Linked DNA regions of Homo sapiens: all the other regions are linked to region 1. Evidence: chromatin contacts called from ENCODE Hi-C or POLR2A ChIA-PET data. All regions are on one chromosome and are shown on one strand. Each heading gives the region's core, a stretch centred on a gene start or an enhancer-like site at or near the end of the contact. The rest is flanking DNA. Distances are from core to core; before and after follow the strand shown. Region 1 overlaps SLC39A11 (solute carrier family 39 member 11). Region 2 overlaps LINC00673 (long intergenic non-protein coding RNA 673). Region 3 holds the start of CDC42EP4 (CDC42 effector protein 4).

Region 1 (2,657 bases), core at 83-2,582:
CCTTTGTACCTTTTGAGTGATGGGCTGTGGGCAATTTTCTCTTTCAAATCAGAGCCAGGCTCTTCACCCAGACTCCATAAAGATGCCCAACGGTGAGAACGAAGTCGGAAGAAAAGAGGGGTTGCTGAGAGCTGGTGAGTTACTAAGGAAAAGGGAACCCTGGGATCTGCCCTCACCATCTGGGCAAGGCTCCAAGGGAAGTGGGGATCTGTGAAATCCCCAGATGGATTTGGGAATCTAAGAGCAGGGGCCCTCTAGACCCCTTTCCTGAGTGCTGTTCAGGGGGGTGGCAAGCTCCAGAGAAGTGCCAGCAGAGGGGTAACCAGGCAGAGAGGACCTGGGTAGCCTCAGGTTTCTCATGGCTCAGAGTGGGGCTGGAATCGTGGAGTGATTCTGGGAGCCTCAGAGCCACATTGAAATAGAGAAACAGGAGGCAGGCCCATCGAATTGCCACTATCAGCAGCAAAAAAACCCAGCTCTTGCCCCTGTTCTTCCCCCATGAAGCAGAACGGCCTTGAAAGCTGCTTGTAGCATTGCATTGCACAGAGCATGGGCAGAACAAACTCAGCCACCCCAGGATGGGCACAGAAGTAGCCATGAGACCTGAAGGGGCTTGGTCAAACCCGGCCCACAGTCTGTTTTTGTAAATAAAGCTTTATTGGAACTCAGACATTTAAAAAAAAAAAAAAAGAAAGAAAAGAAAAAGAAAATTCAAGAAATAAGATTCCTTTCCCTTGGGTGTTGTGGGATACATGTAAAGCCCAGGCACACTGAATCCACAGGCTTCCCAGGAGTTCGAGTTTTATTCAGCAAAGCAGCTGTTCTCAAAGTGGGGTCCCCAAGGCCAGCAGCATCAGCAACACCCAGGAACTTGTTAGCAAGGCAAGTTATCAGGCCCCATTCCAGGCCTCTGGTGGGCCCAGCAACCCGTGTTTCCGCAAGACCTCCAGGGGATTCTCATGCACTCTCAAATGTGAGAATCACCGCAGTGAAGCAACGCCTTTTACAGGGGCTGAGAAAGGTGAAGTCTCACCGCATCTGGTTACCATTCCTGTGTGCCACAAAGTATTTTATCAGGCTCTGAGTCATCTGACATTTCCTTCTGGAAGCAGAATGTTAAATGAATAAGGAGGAAGGCCATTTGTTTATCTGAAACATAACAATATCCCAAATCTATTTCATTTACTTCTAAAGCTAATGATTCTGCAATCCAATAACTCTAGAGAATTGCACACAGCAGCAATAACCCTCTTATGGAATCAATTTTCTCTGGTTAGGAACAAAGAATTCTCCCCTCCAAAAATCCAACCTGCATTGATTAGTTCATCAGAGCACACTAGGAGGCCCAGCCGGGCTAGAGGCAGGGCAAACACAGTAAGTTGTCTGGGGCCACACCTCCCTAGGAATGTGCACACTCCACGTGGCTGACGCCACTCCACAAGGCACCAGGTACAAGGCAATGATCTGCTCATGCTTAAGTGGCCTGGGAGGGACATACAGGGGGGAAAGGACAGAAAGAGCTAGCTGAGTGAGGGCCACGCAGACAGCGCCCACAGAAGGAGGAACATGTCACAGAGTCGCTCTCTGAATTTTTGCCCACAACTTTGCTGACGGGACTAGCCAGCTATATCTGACCCTATCAGGTATTACCCACTTGTGACATTCATTTCCATGCAAACCTTCTTTATTTGCATGGGGCCTGCCTTTTTTTTTTTTTTTTTTTTTTTGAGACAGAGTCTCACTCTCTCACCTAGGCTGGAGTGCAGGGGCGCCATCTCGGCTCACTGCAACCTCCACCTCCCAGGTTCAAGCAATTCTCCTGCCTCAGCCTCCCGAGTAGCTGGGACTACAGGCATGCACCACAACACCGAGCTAATTTTGGTATTTTTAGGAGAGACAGGGTTTCGCCATGTTGGCCAGGCTGGTCTCGAACTCCTGACCTCAGGTGATCCACCCACCTCAAACTCCCAAAGTGCTGGGATTACAGGCATGAGCCACCGCATCTGGCCAGGCCTAACTTTTTATTACTGTCTTTTATTTATTAATCTTCCTGCAATCGATGCCCTATCTCCCTGTGATGGGTTGAACTGCATTCCTGCAAAAGATGTTGTCTATAAATGTGACCTTTTTTGCAAACAGGGTCTTTGTAAATGATCGAGGTAAGATAAGGTCATTAGGGCAGGTCCCAATTCAATATGATTTTTTCCTTATAAAAAGGAGAAATTTGGACACAGAGACAGGCACACAAGGAAAATACTACGGGAAGACTGGAGTTATGCTACTAGAAGCCAAGGAACCACCAAAAGCTAGGAGAGGGGCTTGGAGCTCATCCTTCCCTGGAGCCTTGAGGAGGCACATGGCCCTGCTGACATCTTGAGGTCAGAATCTTAGAACTACTTTCCAGAAAGTTCTAGCCTCTAGAACTGAGACAATAAATGTCTGTTGTTTAAGCTATTCAAATTGTGATATATTGTTCCCACAGCCCTAGGAAACCAGTTCACTCCCCAGTAAGACTCCAGGGTCCCCCAGAAGCCTGACGGCTGTGGAGCTAGCTTTGAAAGCCAGGACACCCTAGTCACAACACAACCACTAGGGGGAGATGTTGAGGTGATGCAAACCACGGCTGGGGAGCTGGACAAACTGGTGGTTGCCAAGCC
Region 2 (2,657 bases), core at 109-2,608, 420 kb before region 1:
GCCCAGACCTGCACTTTTGTATTTATGTCACAGGCCTCCTTAGTAGAAAGTGGCGGGGAAAGAACCTAGAAGATCCTTGAAGCTCAGAATTTCCTGTGGGAAGAGGATGCGTCCACCACAGAGCATTCCTGGGGAGCCCACGCATCTCTCTGCACAGTGGCAGCCCGTGGATAACTTCACCTAATAAGAATTGATAGAGCTGACCCAGAAAGTACTAGCCTACACCGGACCATAGCCCTGCCACCCCTAGCAATTATATAGGGATTAGAGCAGAATATTTTATCCCAGCTTTCCCCGTGGCTTTTATCTTATTTTTCCTTCCTTTATTTATTTTTATTTTTTTAGATACAGGGTCTTGTTCTGTCACCCAGGCCGGAGTGCAGTGGCGTGATCGCAGCTCACTGTAGCTTCAAACTCCCAGCTCAGTCTCTGAAGTAGCCGGGACCATCAAGCCGGCTAATTTGTTTTTTGAAAAGATAGGGCCTCACTATGCTGCCCAGGCTGGTCTCAAACTTGTGGGCTCAGGGGATCCTCCTACCTGGGCCTCCCAACGTGTTGGAATTACAGCCATGAGCCACCGCGCCCAGCCTTTATTTCCTTTACTTATGAAAATAACATTTTAAATTAAATGCCTTAAGTCCTTTTGGCGATAGACCAGGTATGTTCAATAGTCTGCCAAAGACATGTGAGTTTTCTAAAGCTATTTCCATCCATGTCGGATTGGGGTGAGAGAAGGGAGACCCAGTTAGGCTGCTGGTAAATGTGTACATGGCCTGCACCTGCAATAATATAACCTGAACACTAGAGGGCACCAGAGCCCAAGAGTCAGGCAGCCCCAGACTTGGCCCTGAGCAGGAAGCACCAGGCGCAATAAAAGCCCCCTCCAGACCCCATAACTATCCAGGCTGCAAGAGCTGCAAGATCCAGACCCTCCTCAGCCTCACACCTCCAAACACCCACCTGCCCGTGTTCACCTGTGGGGTGGTCAGTAAGCAAGTGCCCAGGGACACACGGAGCAGGGCTGCAACCCCAGGCCATCAGTCGGCCTGTGCTCTGAGCCCCCACTGCGTGCCAAGTGCTGCAGGGAGGGAACCATGATGGTGCCGTGCACGTGTGCAGAGCCTATCACTTACCAAACATGTTCGCCCACACACAGACACACAGACATGCACACGCCACCTCTTTATATCATCCCCAGCACCCAGTAAGGCCAGCTCCATCACCCCATCCTGCTGATGAGAAAAATGAGTCCCAAGAGTGCACGGTGACTTCTCAGGGTCAGACATCCTGGCTGGTTAACAGCCGCCCAGCTGGGGAGGTCCCACTCGGCCCAGGGTGGTTTTCCACTTTAGCGCAGCACCTCCCAAAAAGCAAACATGAACCTGTTCTCGGGAGTCCTGCCTGCGATAACCTGGAGCTGGGCTAAACCTGGAGTGAATGCTGTTAACCAAGCTCAGGGCGGGTTTCCAGGAGGCTGAGCTCGCACAGCCACAATGGCAAAGCCACCACTCAGAGAGCTGGAGCCCTTTAGTTTCCCGGCGCCTCCTGCCGGTTCTTCCCGTAAACGTCTGTGGCTCATGCTGCACAGTATTCGGTTGCATCTGCTGCTTCATGGCTCTGTAAAAGGCAAGGTGGGGGGCTGTGTATATGTACGCATGAGTATGCATGCACGTGTGTATGTGCACATATATATGCATTTATGCACCCCCTAGAGGCACTATGGGCCATGAGGGACCTGCCTGTCCCTCCCTGCACCTCATTCTGGCCACAGTGGCCAGTCCTCTACCCCTGTCCCCAGCCGTGTCCTGCCCCAGACCCACCGGGAAAATGCAAGGGAGAGACAAGGCACCCTGCACAAATCCACAGACGCTTACAGGGTGACACCAGAAAGGAAACCTCCAGGCAACCTACCTGTCCCGGAGCTCACAGGGAGTGTGGCCCTCCCAGACACCCAGCCTGACTCCCCAGACACAGCCATCATCCAAAAATGGCACCACAGAGGCAGCCATCAATTATTTTGTTTCTAGTCTTGCTCAAGTTTTTTGCACTTATTCCCTTTTTGTCCTAATAAATAATTTCCATCAAAAGGAATCCCGCGAACATGGCTATTTGGCAGAGAACAATCATATGTCAAACTTTCCTACATCTACAAGAAGAATGGATCTGTTGAAACCCATTTAAGTCTCAAATGATGTATACAGAATATAGAGAATATTCTTTGCCACAGATGAGAATATCCCTCTCGTTCTGAAAATCTGGCTGAGCAGGGCCGGTGCTGGAGCAAGGTCCGTGCTGGAGCAAGGTATGGGGGAGTCCTCTTTCCCATGACCACTTGCATGGGTGTCTTCATGAGACCCACTGGGCATGGTGGTGGGGAGAGGGCTCATGGGGCTGAGCTCCTGGGGGTGAGCTGTAACCCTTCTTTGGGGACTTTTTATCTCAGACTGAAGGGCTCAGTCTCGGTGACCAGGGCAGATTCTGCCACCCTGCAGCTGTTTTGGAGGAAGGTCAGGGAGGCCCATGAATATGGAACCAACCAGGAGGAGGTTCTTGGGACACACAGATCCAGGACAACACAGCCCCAGGCTGACGTCCCCATCAGACCATCCATGAGGCACAAACCAGCGCCCGCCATACTCTGAAGGGCCCATGAAAAT
Region 3 (2,657 bases), core at 75-2,574, 330 kb after region 1:
AGGCCGCAGTCACTGGGAAAACACAGGGAACCTGGTTTGAGTTAGCAGCGAGCACCCCTCCCCCAGTCACACACACACACACACACACACACACACACACACACACACACACACACACGCACTTCAGTCCTCTCCCAGGAAGCTGGCTCAGCCTCAGCCCCGGCTCCCGCCCAGCTCTCCAGCCCTCCCGGCCGGGGCACTCACCGGCTGACGGGATCCCCGCGGGCAGGATGGCTCCTGGGGGACGCGCCGGGGGCAGGGGGCAGTTTTGTAACCCCGGCTGGGGGCGCTCCGGAGAGGGGGCGGGGCCAGGGACGGCCGATCCGCGCGCACCCGCCCCAAGCGGGCGATTAAATCATTAACCGACCGCTCCCGCCTGCGATCCCGCTGAGCGCGCTGAGCTCGGGGCGCACTAGCCCAGGAGCGGCCGTCTCCCCGGCTCCAAGGGGGCGGGTGGCTCGACTGCCCTCCCCCCGCACCCCGCCAGGAGGCGCCTCGGCCTCCCGGGCTTCCGAGGGAGCGGGCGGGGCGGGAGCCTGGCGGGGGAGGGAAGGGTTCGCGGGGCGGGAGTAGGGGAAAGGAGGACCATTTGTTCCTTCGGCCATTCCCTTCCAGACAGCTCCTTCCCTCTGGCTTCCCGGCCGGGTGACATTGGGTGGCGTGTGCTGCAGTGTGTGTACGAGAGCGAGATGTGTACACGCCTCTGCCCGTACAGGCGGAGAATTCGGTTCTTATTCATGGAGAACTCCGGGCGCACACACGCCCCCCTCGCGGAGATCGCGGGCCGCGCGCCGCCGATTGCTGCGCTCCTGCCCACACCGACACACACCCCATTCCTGGGAAGGGGGAGGCCCTTTAAAACCGGCCCCCAACCCCCTCAGCGGCACCCTTGGCCAGGGCCGGGAGTTCCAGCGTGGAGAGAGGAAATGGAGTCCCGGCAACGCTGCGCCCGGCTCCCTGCCACCTCCTCCTCCACACATCCCGCTCTGCCAGGACACTAGGTGCGCAGCTTAGGGTCCCAGGCACCGCGGTGGGCGCGGTGAAAAGCGCGAGCGCCGAGAAGTGGGGGCTCCGCGCCCTTCTCCCCGCGCCGCGGCCTCGCATCCCCAGCTTCGATCCTCTCTGCCCCACAGGGGGACTCGAGACCCCCAAGCCCACCCAGGGCACCCAGCGCGAAGGCGGCTACCACAGACAGAGGCGGTTGCCCGTCGCCTACCTCGGTCCCCGGAGACCCGAGCTCTGGGCCGGCTGCGCTGTCCCCTTCGTGGGCTCCGCGCGGCGGAGGGGCTGGCGGCCCCTGTCAGCGCCGGCGTTTGTTTCCCTCTGGCTCTCGGGCTTTCAGGGCTGGGAGCCTCCAGGACACTCCCCTTCCAGGCTCCGCCCGCGCCCGCCCCGCGCAACCCTCCCCGCGCACCCCTCTGCGCTGATGTCACGGCGCCGCAGCAGCCAATGGCCGTCGGGAACCTCTGCCCGACTGCTCGGCCTCCTCGGTTCAAACTGAAAGCCTGAGACTTTCCCAACTCCGTATGGGGCAGCCTGGGCCCGCCCGGCTTCCGGGAGACACTCCCGCCCCAGCCTGCGCTCCGGCCGCGAACCCCCACTGGGGCCCCCAGGGCCAGGGGCGCGTCTCCCTCCGGGGGCCTGGCGCGAGGCTCTTTTGAGGCTCTTCCCCATTCGAGCCGGGGCAAGAAACCAAGAACTCCAGCCCGGGTGGCGTTCCTCGTTCCTGCTCCCTCCCGGACCTGCTAACCACCTGGCTGCAGTACTGTCGGGAGATGGGGCAGGAGGGCTGGCGCCACCAGCTTCGTGGGTGCCATCCCAGACTCTCGCTGTAAACGAGGGAGCGGGGAGGAGCCGGCCAGCCCCGAGGCCAGGCTTGGACTGGGCGTCAGAAATGTTTCTACAGGGTGACAGCCCTTGAGCTCCCCGCATCCCCGTCTGTGCCTTTGCCTCCTAAGTATCAGCTGAGGCTAAATTTGCACCAGGTGAACGTCAAGGAGGATCAACTCCTGAGTCCCAGAGCCTGAATCCAAGTCCCAGGCCTTGGACTCTATTCTTTTTAGAGGAATAGTTTCAGTTGAAATGATCATTATCAAGGTAGAATGCCAGCTGCGAAGTAGTCAACTAAAGTGGACAAGGCGCAAAGTGAAAAGTTCCCTTGCCTCTAGCTGAACCCCACCCTCGGTTTTTAAAGGAAGTGAGGGTGAAGGCCCCAGACTTTCCCCATGGCTGCGAGGTCCCTAAGCCCTCAGGAACATTCTGCTTTCTGGGGACAGCACATTTCCGTTTCCCTCTGCAGTGCGACAGCAACCAGCTCTTGAGAGCTAATGGTTTGGCCACTCCATCCTGCTGTGAAAATTAAGTTCTGGGCTGGGCGCAGTGGCTCATGCCTGTAATCCTAGCATTTTGGGAGGCCAAGGCAGGTGGGGGGTCACTTGAGGTCAGAAGTTTGAGACCAGCCTGGCCAACATGGCGAAACCCCATCTCTACCAAAAATACAAAAATTAGTCGGGCATGGTGGTGGGCGCCTGTAATCCCAGCTACCCAGGAGGCTGAGGCGGGACAATCGCTTGAACCTGGGAGGTGGAGGTTGCAGTGAGCCGAGATCGCGCTATTGCACTCTAGCCTGGGTGACAGAGGTAGACTCCATCTCAAAA

What was found. Hi-C counts contacts between places; a loop is a spot of excess contacts on that map. ChIA-PET counts read pairs that join two places held with the same protein, here RNA polymerase II (POLR2A). Pooled maps may share reads with other maps.
Region 2: a loop to region 1 is called in a map of GM12878, with 23 times the contacts of the local background. The contact joins two enhancer-like sites. A Hi-C loop is called at or near these places in 11 of 168 maps with a recorded cell type or tissue (CD4-positive, alpha-beta memory T cell, GM12878, HCT116 and 8 more), 22 of 37 single-sample maps with no recorded cell type and 24 of 50 pooled maps. POLR2A ChIA-PET finds 5 or more read pairs at or near these places in 1 of 52 experiments (activated T-cell).
Region 3: a pooled map shows a loop between it and region 1 (4-fold over the local background). The contact joins the promoter of CDC42EP4 here to the enhancer-like site in region 1. A Hi-C loop is called at or near these places in 6 of 50 pooled maps. POLR2A ChIA-PET finds 5 or more read pairs at or near these places in 2 of 52 experiments (HEK293T and OCI-LY7).

Annotation. Positions count from the first base shown.
Region 1 is chr17:72,983,704-72,986,360 of GRCh38, forward strand. All of the region lies in intron 4 of SLC39A11 (solute carrier family 39 member 11), which reads right to left. Among named protein-coding and RNA genes, the nearest start is that of SLC39A11, 110 kb to the right of the region's middle. RefSeq lists a silencer at 2,565-2,614. Within about 2 kb of position 1,333, at least 4 of the 41 ENCODE cell types and tissues checked have a DNase peak (open chromatin) inside an H3K27ac peak, as active enhancers do; they include PC-3, where a contact is called at or near this core.
Region 2 is chr17:72,559,598-72,562,254 of GRCh38, forward strand. All of the region lies in intron 1 of LINC00673 (long intergenic non-protein coding RNA 673), which reads right to left. Among named protein-coding and RNA genes, the nearest start is that of LINC00673, 32 kb to the right of the region's middle. Within about 2 kb of position 1,359, at least 5 of the 41 ENCODE cell types and tissues checked have a DNase peak (open chromatin) inside an H3K27ac peak, as active enhancers do; they include PC-3, where a contact is called at or near this core.
Region 3 is chr17:73,310,677-73,313,333 of GRCh38, forward strand. CDC42EP4 (CDC42 effector protein 4) reads right to left here and starts at 1,325. Exons shown (of 2, transcript NM_012121.5): 1 at 1,217-1,325. RefSeq lists silencers at 74-203, 214-763, 1,214-1,473, 1,544-1,703.